Regions from separate parts of the Homo sapiens genome. Here regions 2 and 3 are each linked to region 1. Evidence: chromatin loops called from intact Hi-C (ENCODE). Cell type or tissue: B cell. All regions are shown on one strand. Region 1 overlaps MRTFA (myocardin related transcription factor A). Region 2 overlaps XPNPEP3 (X-prolyl aminopeptidase 3). Region 3 has its middle 53 kb from the start of MIR4766.

Evidence for each region. Hi-C counts contacts between places; a loop is a spot of excess contacts. Peaks named below come from ENCODE experiments on the same cell type or tissue, not always from the same donor. Only the 100,000 strongest peaks of a DNase experiment are listed, where the experiment ranks them.
Region 2: it touches region 1 in a loop (4-fold over the local background); 5 of 110 quality-filtered maps call a loop at or near these places.
Region 3: a loop joins it to region 1, with 2.5 times the contacts of the local background. A loop is called at or near these places in 8 of 110 quality-filtered maps.

Annotation. Positions count from the first base shown.
Region 1 is chr22:40,522,994-40,527,993 of GRCh38, forward strand. All of the region lies in intron 3 of MRTFA (myocardin related transcription factor A), which reads right to left. It overlaps MRTFA-AS1 (MRTFA antisense RNA 1), which reads left to right. Exons shown (of 4, transcript NR_109965.1): 2 at 373-447; 3 at 532-725; 4 at 3,226-3,714. Among named protein-coding and RNA genes, the nearest start is that of MRTFA-AS1, 3.7 kb to the left of the region's middle. In B cell, CTCF peaks have their summits at 2,493 (motif pointing right) and 2,693; DNase peaks (open chromatin) are centred at 1,690 and 2,468.
Region 2 is chr22:40,896,951-40,901,950 of GRCh38, forward strand. All of the region lies in intron 4 of XPNPEP3 (X-prolyl aminopeptidase 3), which reads left to right. Among named protein-coding and RNA genes, the nearest start is that of DNAJB7, 37 kb to the left of the region's middle. In B cell, CTCF peaks have their summits at 2,290 and 2,491; a DNase peak (open chromatin) is centred at 2,301.
Region 3 is chr22:40,758,090-40,763,089 of GRCh38, forward strand. No RefSeq gene overlaps it. Among named protein-coding and RNA genes, the nearest start is that of MIR4766, 53 kb to the right of the region's middle. In B cell, CTCF peaks have their summits at 2,361 (motif pointing left) and 2,569; a DNase peak (open chromatin) is centred at 2,352; H3K4me3 peaks cover 618 bases; H3K27ac peaks cover 378 bases.

The DNA.
Region 1 (5,000 bases):
AGCCCCCCGTCTGTTCACCTGTAAAACCAAGGTTTGTTATCAGGTCATGTCTAAGATCCTTCCCAGTTAAACATTCTAGAATGCCAAAAATAAGCCTATTTGTTCTTTCTTTGAAAAATGAAGAAAAATGGCAAAAAAAAAAAAAAGTTGTCAAATTGTGAACGTTTATCTAACACAGAGAACTATACCAGGAGCAGGTTTTCTTTTTTGTTTCCTGTTTTACCCTATTCTTCCATACTAATTAGACATCATATAAATCCCACATATAAATCCAACACATCTCATAGCATCTTGGGAAATAAAAATAAAATATCTTTTGGAACTGAACTTCTCAACTTTAATATGCATGTGACAATCTTTTTTTTGAGATAGGGTCTCACTTTGTGGCCCAGCTGGAATACCGTGGTGCAAACACGGTTCACTGCAGCCTTGACCTCCCAAATTCAAGTGAGCCTCCCACTTCAGCCCCCTAAGTATCTGGGACTACAGGTGTGTATCACCATGCCTGCCTAATTTTTGCATTTTTTGTAGAGATGAGGTTTCACCATGTTGCCTAGGCTGGTCTCAAACTTCTGACATCAAGCAATCTGCCCACCCTGGCCTCCCAAAGTGTTGGGATTACAGCTGTGAGCCACTGCACCCGGCAAATAATCTTTTTAAAACAGATTGTGATTCCGCAGGTCTGAGGTGGCGTCTGAGATTCTGCATTCCTAATAGGCTTCCAGGTGATACAAAGGCTGCCAGACCTTGGAACATACTTTGAGTAGCAAGGTATTAGAAGAATACGGACATAGTATCTGTTTGAGTAACCTAATTAATGTTGATACCTAAGTTTTCAGTACTTTACATAACCAAATAAATTAGTCTTATGGCACTGATTTGAGGAATATAATCTTATCGATTCCCAAGAGAATATACTAAGAAAACAGTTCAAAAAATCAAGTTTAATTAATATTTTAGTTCCTCAAGATCCTATTTGCAAGGAAAAACAGAAAAACAGAAAATCAGAAAGATACAGCATCATGAATTGTTAAGGACAATTTTCACACCCTATAGTCAATGAGCAAAATATATTGCAGAAATGCACTTTCAAAAAATTAAAACAGGCTGGGCAACATAGTGAAAACCTGTCTCTCATTAAAAAAAATTTTTTTAGCTGGGCCTAGTGATGTGCACTTGCAGTCCCAGCTACTCAGGAATCTGTGGTGGGAGGACCACCTGAGCCTGGGGAGGTCCAGCCTGCAATGAGCTGTGATTATGCCACTGCACTCCACCCTGGGCAGCAGAGTGAGACCCTGGCTCAAAAATAAAAGCTACACAAAAAAATAATTAAAACATTGTATACTAACACCACCATTTTATGCCTACAACAAATCAGATTATTCTTACCCAACAAAAGCAAACAAAAAATTTAACGTGTTGTTTTTTGACAGAAAACTTCTGAGAGGTTCAGCAAATTGAGAGTAAATGAGTGTACACAGGAAGGAGCCACAGCTCTGCCAAGAACATGGCCTAACACAAACACTGCAAAGATAAATTTCAATAAGTCTTACAAAATAGAAACAAAGGCAAAAATGTAAAAGAGATTTATACAAACTCAACTGGTCAGAGGGAACAGTTTAATGAGATGGAGTGCCTCCTTATCATGCAGTATTTGGTCAGTGGAGGGAGCACTTTGACTGCAGAGGTTCCAAATTAACAGCTCTATCTCCTAATCATTATGCTTCCATCCATCTTCTTCCTCTTTTAACTGTACCTACCTGTGTATGTGCATACACACAATTTAACATAAGCTTTATTTATTTTTGTGCGTGTGCGTGTGTATGTTTTTGAGACAGAGTTTTGCTCTTGTCACCCATGCTGGAGTGCAATGTCGCAATCTCGGCTCACTGCAACCTCCACCTCCCAGGTTCAAGCAATTCTCCTGCCTCGGCCTCCCAAGTAGCTGGGATTACAAGCATGGGCCACCACACCCAGCTAATTTTTTTGTATTTTTAGTAGAGATGGGGTTTCGCCATACTGGCCAGGCTGGTCTTAAACTCCTGGCCTCAAGTGATCCGCCCGCCCCAGCCTCCCAAAATGCTGGGATTACAGGGGTGAGTCACTGTGCCCAGCCAACATAAGCTTTATTGGAATACAAAAGAAATGTATGCTCATCATAGAAAATCAGAAAGATACAGGAAAACCCAAAAGATGGAAAAAATATAATGTCCCCTATGAAATCTCACTACTCAGAGAAAGTTATTCATATTCTGGTGTATAGCCTCAAAGCCACTTTTCTAGAATTATAGAGATAAGTGGTAAACATTATTCCACATTTTAAAAATTATTTTAAAAAATTTTTTGTAAAGATGGAATCTTGCTATGTTGCCCAGGCTGGTCTTGAACTCCTGGGTTAGACAGGAAGCTGTCGGGGAGGTTTGCTTGAGCCCGGGAGACAGAGGTTACAGTGAGCCGAGATCCCACCACTGCACTCCAGCAGGGGGCGACAGAGCAAGACCCTGTCTCACAAAAAAATTATAAAAATATAAAAAACCAAAACTACAATGTACACTTATGAAAGAACAACAGTAAGAAAGGGAAATTACATTTTAGTATAAATACATAAAATTTTGATTCATACCCACTGAAAATGTTTCAAGGACACCTAGGGGTCCTCAGACCACACTTTGAAAACAATGCTCTATACTGTAGTGCCTCTTCAGTTAGGGCACGCTATACAAATATTTACAAGGCATGGTCTCAGGAACATACTTAACCTAAAAAATATCCTAATGATTTTGCTAAATCACCCATTCAACAATTATTAAGTGCTTACAATACACGAAGTATTCTTATACACAAGGCAGAGAATCAAAGAGGAAAAAAAAAATCCTCCTTGTGGCACTTACATTCTACGAAGAGACAGCCACAACCAATAAACAAATGAACTATCTATTCTGCAAATAAGTGGTATGAAGGAAAATAAAAGCAAGGTTTTACAAAATAGGATGGTCAGGGAGTGCGCCTAACTAAAAAAGTAACTTTTTTTTTTTTTTAAGAGACATGGTCTTGCTCTGTCACCCAGGCTGGAGTGCAGTGGCACAGTCATAGCTCACTGCCACCTCAAATTCTTGGGCTCAACTGATCCTCCCCACTCAGCCTCCTGTGTAGCTGGTACTACAAGCACATGCCATCATGCCTGGCTAATTTGTTGTTGTTGTTGTTGTTGTTGCTGTTTCACAGAGACAGCATCTCACCATGATGCCCGACTAGCCTTGAACTCCTGGCTTCAAGTGATCCTCCCCATTCGGCCTCCCAAAGCGCTGGGATTATAGGTGTGAGCCACCATAACAGGCCCAAAAGTAACATCTGATCAAAAATCTCAAGGTGATGCGGGAACAAGCCATGAGGCTACTCAGGGAAACGTGCTCTAAATAGAAGGAATAACAAGTACAAAAGCCCTGATATGCGAGCTAAGGTGCTCAGGGACAACAAACAAAGCCAATATGGTTGGGGTAAAACAAGCAAGGGAGAGAAGAGAAGCAGATAAAATAAGAGTTACAAAGCAGTTCATGTGGGACTTTGTAGACGAGTATAAGGACTGTGGCTTTTTCAGTGAATGAGAATAACTGGCAGGTTCTGAGCAAGGAGGGATATGACCTGATTAATTTTAAATGGATAATGTAATCGTGTTTAAACTCAAAAAGCTGAATTAAACACCTGTTCCATCTCTTACTGTGTGTCCTTAAGCTTTTGAACCTCAGTTTCCTCTGTAAATTGTGAAGATACAGACACTGCAAAAAGTTGTTGTGAAAATCAAACAATATACCTAAGGCTAAGGGGATTATGAGCAGTGGCTCACACCTGTAATCCTAATACCTTGGGAGGCAGAGGTGGGAGGACTGCTTGAGCTCAGGAGTTTGAGACCAGCTTGGGCAACACACCAAGATCTCATTCCCACAAAAAATAAAAAACTTATTGGGGCAGGGGAGGAGAAAAAAAATACTGGGGTGCAGCGGTACACGCCTGTGGTCCAGCTACTCGGGAGGCTGAGATGGGAGGATTGCTTGAGCCAGGAAGGTTGAGTCTGCAGTGAACCATGATCACACTACTGCACTCTAGCCTAGATGACAGAGCAAGACCTCGCCTCAAAGATACACACACACACACACACACACACACAAATACTTTTAAATTATGACAGACTATAAAAATTTCACTACTGAGTTTGTTTGCACTATGTAGTTGTCACATAGTCCTCTTTTCTAGGCCCTCTATACTCACCATACTGCCACCATCAGCCATTTATGCGACTTTGCCATGAGATTAATGCCCCAGACCTCTGATACCATGAGCTCAGCCTGATACTGCCCTTTAGCTTGACGAGTGCAAGGCAAAGAAAGTGGAGTTTTTTTTTTTTGTCATTGATGGCAGAGTGGTTTTTTAGCATTATTTTCCTTGTCGTTATAAAGAAAATCTTTTTAAAAAATAATGCATGTGGGCCAGGCGCAGTGGCTCACGTCTGTAATCCCAGCACTTTGGGAGGCTGAGGTGGGCAGATCACGAAGTTAGGAGATCGAGACTATCCTGGCTAACACAGTGAAACCCTGTCTCTACTAAAAATACAAAAAAAATTAGCCGGGCATGGTGGTGGGCGCCTGTAGTCCCAGCTACTTGGGAGGCTGAGGCAGGAGAATGGAGTGAACCCAGGAGGTGGAGCTTGCAGTGAGCCGAGATCGCATCACTGCACTCCAGCCTGGGTGACAGAGCAAGACTCCATCTTAAAAAAAAAAAAAAAAAAGCATGTGGTAATCATAAAAGTGAAGTTCCAAAAAAACAAGACTTTATGAGTCTCGTCTTTATTTAATTTGGCACTGTTTTAATAAAGCTAAAACTGTAGTTCTTGGTCTTGACAGCTTGCCTCATCCAAAAAGAAACAAAAAGGAGGAAAAAAAAAGATGCAGACTGACAAATGAATTCAAATTTCTTTGATCCGCGTCCTAACTCTAAGGGGACTT
Region 2 (5,000 bases), 370 kb after region 1:
GTTGTAGCATTTTTCAGAATGACATTCCTCTATGGCTGAATGGTATTCCATTGTATGTATAGACAATGTTTCCTTCATCTTTTTTTTTTTTTTTTTTTTTTGAGACGGAGTTTCGCTGTTGCCCAGGCTGGAGTGCAGTGGCGCAATCTCGGCTCACTGCAGGCTCCGCCGGGTTCACGCCATTCTCCTGCCTCAGCCTCCTGAGTAGCTGGGACTACAGGCACCCGCCATCACGCCCGGCTAATTTTTTTGTATTTTTAGTAGAGATGGGGTTTCACTGTGTTAGCCAGGATGGTCTCGATCTCCTGACCTCGTGATCTGCCCACCTCGGCCTCCCAAAGTGCTGGGATAACAGGCGTAATCCACCGTGCCCGGCCTCCTTCATCTTTTCATCTGTCATTGGACACTTGGGTTGTTTCCATCTTTTGGGCTATGGTGACTAATGCTGCTATGTACCTGGGTTTACAAATAATTATTCAGGTCCCTGCTTTCAGTTCTTTGGGGTATATACCCAGAAGTAGAATTGTTAGATCTGTGGTGAGTCTGTGTTGTTTTTTTTTTTCTTTTTTTGAGACAGAGTCTCCATTTGTTCCCAGGCTGGAGTGCAGCAGCACCATCTTAGCTCCCTGCAGCCTCGAACTCCTGGGCTCATGTGATCTTCCCACCTCAGCCTCCTGATTATACATTTAATTTTTTGAGAAACCACCATATAGTTTTCCACAGCAAATGGACCATTTCACATTTCTACCAGCAATGCACAAGGGTTCCAGTTTTTCTACATTCTTGCCAATCGATACTTGTTATTTTCTGCCTTTTGAGTACTAGCCATCTTAATGAGTGTGAAATGACATCTCATAGTTTTTATTTGCATTTCATTAACAGCTAGTGATGTTCAGCATATTTTCATGTGTTTATTGGTTATTTGTATATCTTATTTGGAGAAATACCTGTTCAGTTCCTTTGCCCATTTTTTAAATTGGGCTGGATTTTTTTGTTGTTGAGTTGTGGGAATTCCTTATATGTTTTTGATATTAACTCTTAATCCGGTATATGGTTTGCAAATATTCTCCCATTATGAGGGTTGGCTTTTTACTATTCATAGCGTCCTTTAATGCTCAAAATGTTTTAATTTTTATAAAGTCCAGTTTTTTTGTTGTTGTTAACTGTGCTTTTGGTGTCATATCCAAGAAAATATTACCAAATCCAGTGTCATAAAGGTATTCCCCTATGTTTTCTTCTAAGAGTTTTATGTTTTATGTTTAGGTCTTTGACCCATTTTTTTTTTTTTTTTTTTTTTTTTTTTTTTTTTTTTTTGAGACGGAGTCTCGCTCTGTCGCCCAGGTCGGACTGCGGACTGCAGTGGCGCAATCTCGGCTCACTGCAAGCTCCGCTTCCCGGGTTCACGCCATTCTCCTGCCTCAGCCTCCCGAGTAGCTGGGACTACAGGCGCCCGCCACCGCGCCCGGCTAATTTTTTGTATTTTTAGTAGAGACGGGGTTTCACCTTGTTAGCCAGGATGGTCTTGATCTCCTGACCTCATGATCCACCCGCCTCGGCCTCCCAAAGTGCTGGGATTACAGGCGTGAGCCACCGCGCCCGGCCGACCCATTTTGAGTTAATATTTATATATGGTATAAACTAAGGGTCTAACCTTATTCTTTTTCATGCCCCATTTCTTTCTTGATTTTATTTCTTTTATAAAGTCCTAAACTTACTATCTTTTTATTATCCAGGAAGTTGGGATAAAAGATCTTAAACTGCCTTTTTACATCTTCCTGAGATCTAACAGCAAAGTCACATATGAAGTTCATGCTGGTGGATGCCTTTTATCACAGTATCATTCATAACCTGGGTGAGGGGTATCCCATAATGGAGTTCATTTATGTCCTCATACAACCAGAACCGTACTGTCTGCATCCACAGCATTTCTGTAGCTTCAGGAGGCACTGACTATGTGATGAGGGAGGGGCAGGACAGTTGCCCATATCTAGATACATATGATAGGCCCCTCCCTTCATCCATTTTAATAAACTAGGGGTTTCCCTGCAAACCTTTCTCACTCAGCAATATTCAAAATGAGAGATACTGTTCTTTGATCTAAAATTCTCAGGAACCATTTTTAAAGAGTTCCTCAGGGTATTGCATGTAATAGTCTAGAAAATGGCTCATTTTCTTCACTGAATAGCCCCTTATGTCCATGGTTTTTTACCCATCGCTGTCAACTTGCCACTCGAATTATTTTAGCTGTGGTTGGTCTCAGCTGACTCATCAAAAAAATGATAGTAGCCCAGTTTCTTTGGGTTAGAGCTCCATCTGTTGATCAAAAAGAAGCTCATCTAAAAGAGATTCTGAGCTTACTTTCAGCCAGCACTGAAGGCACTAACCAAACTATTGAATATTTAGCAGACCTACCAGCGATTCAGAATTCCCTCCCAATCCATTTTGCTAGCTCGTGAAGTTCAGGGTCTATCATTTCCACATTCCATGATTTCAAAGCATGTGCCATATCAAACCAAGGATGAATTTTTTTAAAAATGAGTCAGTTCTGCTGGGACAGATGGATATCCATATGCAAAAGAATGAAGTTGTGCCCGGGCACAGTGGCTCACACCTGTAATCCCAGCATTTTGGGAGGCCAAGGTAGGTGGATCACGAGGTCAAGAGATAAGACCATCCTGGCCAACATGGTGATACCTCATCTCTACTAAAAATACAAAAATTAGCTGGATGTGGTGGTGGGCGCCTGTAATCCCAGCTACTTGGGAGGCTGAGACAGGAGAATTGCTTGAACCTGGGAGGTGGAGGTTGCAGTGAGCGGAGATCACGCTACTGCACTCCAGCCTGGTGACAGAGCGAGACTCTATCTCAAAAAAAAAAAAAAAAAAAAGGAATGAAGTTGTACCCCTACTTCACACCTTATCTAAAAATTAACTTAATTAGCCAGGTGTGGTGGCATATGCCTGTAATCCCGAATACTCGGGAGGCAGTCTCCCTTTGTTCCCAGGCTGCACTGTGGTGATAGGAGAATCACTTGAACCTAGGAGGCGGAGATTGCAGTGAGCCAAGATTACACCACTGCATTCCAGCCTGGGCAACAGAGCAAGACTCTATCTCACAAATTAAATAAATACATAAATAAAATGGATCAGTGACCTAAACTTAAGAGCTCAAATTATAAAACTATTAGGAAAAAACATAAGGGTGAATCTTCATGACCTTAGATTTGCCAAAGGATTCTTAAAGATGATACCGAAAGCACAGGCAACAAAAGAAAAAGTAGATAAATTAGAATTTATCAATGTTTAAAACTTCTCTACATCAAAGGGTACTTTTCTCACACTGAGAAACAGCCTTAGGAAAAAAAAAAAAAAAGGCCGGGTACGGTGACCCACGCCTATAATCCCAGTACTTTGGGAGGCTGAGGCCGGTGGATCACCTGAAGTCAGGAGTTCAAGACCAGCCTGGCCAACATAGTGAAACCCCGTCTCTATTAAAAATACAAAAAATTAGCCAGGCATGGTGGCGGGTGCCTGTAATCCCAGCTACTGGGGAGGCTGAGGCAGGAGAATTGCTTGAACCTGGTAGGTGGAGGTTGTCATGAACCGAGATCGCACCACTGCATTCCAGCCTGGGCAACAGAGCAAGACTCTGTCTCAAAAAAAAAATAATTAAACTTAATTTAAGAATAAATTAAAAGGCTAAGTGCAGTGGCTCATGCCTGTAATCCCAACACTTTGAGAGGCCAAGGTGGATGGATCTTTTGAGCCCAGGAATTTGAGACCAGCCTGGGCAACATGGCAAAACCCCATCTCTATGAAAAATACAAAAATAAGTTAGCTGGGTGTGGTGGCATGTTCCTGTAATTTCAGCTACTCACGAGGCTGAGGTGGGAGGATCACCAGAGCCTGGGTGGCAGAGGCTTCAGTGAGCCAAGATCACAGCACTGCACTTCAGCTTGGGTAACAGAGTGAGACCCTGTCTCAAAACAATAATGATCTTAAAAAATAATAAAAAACAAAGGGAATGGGTGTGGTGGCTCATACCTGTAATCCTTGCATTTTGGGAGGCCAAGGCAAGGAAGATCAGTTGAACTCAGGAGTTCAAGAGCAGCCTGGGCAACATAGTGAGACCTCCTCTCTTTTTATTAAAAAAAAAGAATTTAAAATAAAAAACTTTAAAAAATTGTTTAAAAGGACACTATCAAGAAAGTGAAAAAACGGAATGAGAGAAAATATTTGCAAATCATATATCTGATAAGGTTCTAGTATCTAGAATATTTAAAGAACTTTTTTTTTTTTTGAGATGGAGTTTCACTCTTCTCTCACCCAGGCTGGAGTGCAATGGCCCAATCTCTGCTCACCGCAACCTCCACCTCCCAGGTTCAAGCAATTCTCTTGCCTCAGCCTCCCAAGTAGCTGGGAATACAGGCATGCACCACCACGCCCGGCTAATTTTTGTATATTTAGTAGAGATGGGGTTTCTCCATGTTGGTCAGGCTGGTCTCTAACTCCCGAACTCAGGTGATCCACCCGCCTCAGCCTCCCAAAGTGCTGGAATTACAGGCGTGAGCCACCACGCCGGGCCTATTTAAAGAACTCTTACAGTTCAACAACAGGCCAGGGACAGTGGCTCATGCCTGTAGGCCCAGCTACTTGAGAGGCGGAGCTACTTGCGCTACCACGCCTGGCTAATTTTTGTATTTTTTGTGAAGACTGGGTTTCACCATGTTGCCAAGGCTGGTTTCGAACTGCTGGACTCAAGCAATCCACCCACCAAAGTGCTGGGACTACAGGCGTGAGCCACTGCGCCCGGCTATATGACTCCATTTATATGAAATATGCGGAATAGGTAAACCCGTAGAGACAAAAAGCAGATTAGAGGATATCAGGGAATAGGGTGAGAGGAGAATGGGAATTAACTGCTTAATGGGTAAGGGATTTTCTTTTCTGGTGATGAAAATGTTTGGGAACTAGAGAGAGGTGGTGGTTGCAAAACATTGT
Region 3 (5,000 bases), 240 kb after region 1:
TGGGACTACAGGCACCTGCCACCACACCCGGCCAATTTTTGTATTTTTAATAGAGATGGAGTTTTACCGTGTTGGCCAGATTGTTTTCAAACTCCTGACCTCCAGTGCTGGGATTACAGGCGTGAGCCACCGCACTCGGCGGAAAGAGATTCTTAGTAAAGGTCAACCAAATACTAAAAAAGAATCCAATTTATTTTCTTTCATTGACTGTATGCTGAATCTACCTTTGATCTTTGGAGAAAAGAGAAATAGTGCTGGCAAACTTCTGAACTTATTTGCTAAGTTGCTTGTTAAGCTAAACAATCACAACCATCGAGTGGCTATATTTTTAACCTGGGGTCCTTTGGCATATAATATGTATCGAGAGTAATAGGCTTACCTCTTCTAGGAAGACAGCATGCTGTTGTGGAAAAAAGGATGGCATTTGAAATTAGAAGACCTGTTTGGTCCTGCTCTGTCAGTTACTGGCTGTTTGACTATGAATGAGTCATTTAACAATTTGGAACCTGTCTCCACACCTATAAAATGGAGATATCACCTGCCCACTGCATCTCAGAGGTCTGCAGCACCAAATAAGAGGGTGGATGCCAGATTGTTTTATGAACTACAAAGAAATATACAAAGATTAATAATCAGTGTTTATATCTGTATGCTACAGCTTTAGCCAGTCACTGGCACAAATGTACTCAGTAAGTGTTCGTAAAATAAATTAATATCTCAAATGCTCCTGGAATATAGACCAATGAGAGCTCTAGTCAGCTATAACCAGGAAGCCTCAATAGTTACCACATTTATTTCAGATGATATGGGCCAATTGTGGTGGCTCATGCCTGTAACCCCAGCACTTTGGGAGGCCAAGGCGGGTGGATCACTTGAGGTCACATGTTCGAGACGAGTCTGACCAACCTGGTGAAACCCCGCCGTCTCTACTAAAAAAAAAAATACAAAATTAGCTGGGCGTGGCGGCGCGTGCCTGTAATCCCAACTACTTGGGAGGCTGAGGCAGGAGAATTGCTTGAACCTGGGAGGCAGACGTTGCAGTAATCTGAGACCGTGCCATTGCACTCCAGGCTGAGCAACAAGAGCGAAACTGTCTCAAAAGAAAAAAAAATACAGATGATGTGGAAAGACGTTTTACCTGTTTACATTAACAACACTTGTTTAGTGAGGATTTGATTTTTAAATTCATGGGTTGTCAAAATGCTTTTTACCTCCTGCTCTGACTTTTAATCATTTTTCTGCCTGTTGGCACTTCCACCAATGGTGAACAGGAACGAGGGAGTTTTAACAAACTGTGGATCATTCTATTTTGTATGTTTCTTTTCTTTCTTTTCTTTTTTTTTTTTAGACAGGGTCTCACTTTGTTGCCCAGGCTGGAGTGTGCAGTGGTGCAATCTCAGCTCACTGCAGCCTTGGCCTCTGAGGCTTGAGCAATCCTCCTGCCTCGGCCCCACAATTAGCTGGGACCACAGGCACACACCACCATGCCTGTATTTTTTGTAGAGGCAGGGTCTTGCCATGTTGCCTAGACTTGTCTCGAACTGCTGAGCTTAAGTGATCTCTCTGCCTTGGTCTCCCAAATTGCTGGGATCACAGGTGTGAGCCACCGTGCCCGGCTGCCTAATTTTGCAGGTTTCTGTTAGCTCCAATAAAGGCCATAAAGAGGTGGATACTACTGGCCAAAAACTGTAACTTTTGTGTCTCGCACTTCAATACCTGTTGATATGGAGAGGTACTTGGCTTCATTCTTTGGCCAAAAAAGATGATAAATGATAGATGACAAATTAAAAGTTTGGGCATACGCTTGGGGAAAGAAAAAAGTAAAACAATACAATTTCAGCAAAGTACTACCAACTCCACTCTTTGCTTTAATACATATAAAAAGGTGCTTCAAGGTAGTGTTCCACTAAGTTCAAGCCACAGCTCCTATTCAGATTGTTTATGAGATCTAAAAATGCTTCCTTTTTTTTTTTTTTTTTTTTTTGAGACGGAGTCTTGTTCTGTTGCCCAGGCTGGAGTGCAGTGGTGTGATCTTGGCTCACTGCAACCTCTGCCTCCCAGGTTCAAGCGATTCTCCTGTCTCAGCCTCCTGAGTAGCTGGGATTACAGACACAAACCCCCACGCCTGGCTGATTTTTGTATTTTTAGTAGAGATGGGGTTTCACCATGTTGGTCAGGCTGGTCTCGAACTCCTCGTGATCCGCCCGCCTTGGCCTCCCAAAGTGCTGGGATTACAGGTGTGAGCCACAGCACCCGGCCTAAAAATGCTTCTTTTTCTGGTTTAATTGGGAACAAATTTCACTAGGCATCTCTGACAGCAGTGATTTATAATGATTTATAATAAGAAGCTGACTGCAATGCCCTCTGGTGGTTTAAAGCTTTCTTCATATCTATAACTGCAAAGTTAAAAACAAATGCAGCCATTTTCTATCAAATGGGAGTTTATTTATGAATGAAAACATCAACAAAGATAATCCATAAAATTTCCTTTTGATTTCCATGACTATCATCATAATAATAAAGCATTTCTACAGATGCACTTTGCCTAACATAACTCCATGGTTCAAGGGGTTAATAAAATAATTTAGCCTGTAATCCCAGCCTCTCAGGAGACTGAGGCAGGAGGGTCACTTGAGCCCAGGAGTTTGAAGCTGCAGTGAGCTATGACCATGCCACTGTACTCAGCCCGGGGAAATAAAGCAAGACGCAGTCTCCTAAAAACAAAAAAAAAAAAGAGATTTGGCCGGTCGCGGTGGCTTACACCTGTAATCCCGGCACTTTGGGAGGCCGAGGCGGGCGGATCACGAAGTCAGGAGATTGAGACCATCCTGGCTAACACGGTGAAATCCCCTCTCTACTAAAAATACACAAAATTAGCCAGGCGTGGTGGCGGGTGCCTGTAGTCCCAGCTACTCGGGAGGCTGAGGCAGGATAATGGCGTGAACCCAGGAGGCGGAGCTTGCAGTGAGCCGAGATAGCGCCACTGCACTCCAGCCTGGGCAACAAAGCGAGACTCCGTCTCAAAAAAATAATAATAAAAAAATTAAAATATAAATATGTTATATATATTTACTATATATAACATATGTAAATATATTTAACATGTATAACATATATTAAATATATATAAAATATATATCTAAAAACAGTGAAGACTTAAGGTGAAGGATAATTTATATATTATCCTTATATATGTATTTAATACATTTATATATAAATGTGTGTATATAATTTATATATACATATTATATATATATTATATATATATATATATATATTTTTTTTTTTTGAGGCAGTATCTTGCTTTGTCACCCAGGCTGGAGGGTGGTGACATGATCATGGCTCACTGCAGCTTCCACCTCCTGGCTCCTGGGCTCAAGCAATCCTTCCATCTCAGCCTTCCGAGTAGCTGGAATTGCAGGTGTGCACCGCCATGCCCAGATAATTTTTTCTAGAGATGAGGTCTTGCTATGTTGCCTAGGCTGGTCAAACTCCTGGGCTCAGGCGGTCCTTCTGCCTTGGCCTCCCAAAGTGCTGGGACTATAGGCATGAGCTACTGCACCCAATCTTTTATAATTTTTAATACACTAACAAATGCAAAATAAAGAACTCAAAAACTCAACTAGTTTCTTTTTTTTTTTTTTTTTGAGATAGAGTCTCACTGTCACCCAGGCTGGAGTGCAATGGCGTGATCTCGGCTCACTGCAACCTCCACCTCTTGGGTTCAAGCAGTATTCTCCCACCTCAGCTTTCCAAGTAGCAGGCAAAAACAACAAAAAACAGACAGGTTGGACTTCATGAAAATTTAAAAATGCGTACATCAAAAGACACTATCAACAGAGTAAAAAGGCAACCCACAGAATGGGAGAAAATATTTGCAAATCATACGTCTGATAAGAGATTAATATCTAGAATATATAGAGAATTCCTAAAACTCAACAACAAAAAAACACTTGATTCAAAAACAGGCAAATAACTTTTTTTTTTTAAATTCTGAGTTGGCTCACTAGGGAGTAGGCAAGTGACTTGGATAGACATTTCCCCAAAGAAGATATACAAATGGCCAATAAGCAAATGAAGAGATACTCATTATCACTAATCATTAGGGAAATGCAAATCAAAACGACAATGAGATACCACCGCACACCCCGTTACGATGGCTACTATCAAAAAAGCAGAAAATAATAAGCGTTGATGAGGATGTGGAGAAATTGGAACCCTTGTGCACTGTTGGTGGGAGCGTAAAATGGTGCAGCTGCCATGGAAGAGTACGGTGATTCCTCAAAAAATTAAAAATAGAGCTGGGCACAGTGGCTCATGCCTGTAATCCCAGCACTTTGGGAGGCTGAGGTGGGTGGATCACCTGAGGTCAGGAGTTTGAGACCAGCCTGGCCAACATGGTGAAACCTTGTCTCTACTAAAAATACAAAAATTAGCCAGGTGTGGTGGCGGGCACCTGTAATCCCAGCTACTTGGGAGGCTGAGGCAGGAGAATTGCTGGAACAAGGGAGGTGGAGGCTGCAGTGAGCTGAGATCGCGCCATTGCACTCCAGCCTGGGTGACAGAGCAAGACTCTGTCTCAGATAAAAAAAAAAATTAAAGATAGAATTACCATATGATCCAGCAAATTTACTTCTGGGTATGTATCCAAAAGAATTAAAAGCAAGGTTTCAAAGAGATATTTGTATACCCATGTGCACAGCAGCATTATTCACAATAGCTAAAATGTGGAAGCAACCCAAATGTCGATAGAGAAGCAAAATGTGATATATACATACAATGGAATATTATTCGACCTCAAAAAGGAAGGAAATTCTGACCTATGCTACAACATAGGTGAACCTCAAGAACATTATGCTGAGTGAAATAAGCCAGTCACAGTTAGACAATTACTGTGTGATTCCACTTAGATGAGGTACTTACGGTAGTCAAAATCATAGAGACAGAAACGAGAATGGTGGCTGCCAGAGGACAGGGGAAGGTGGGGAGTGGGGAATTAG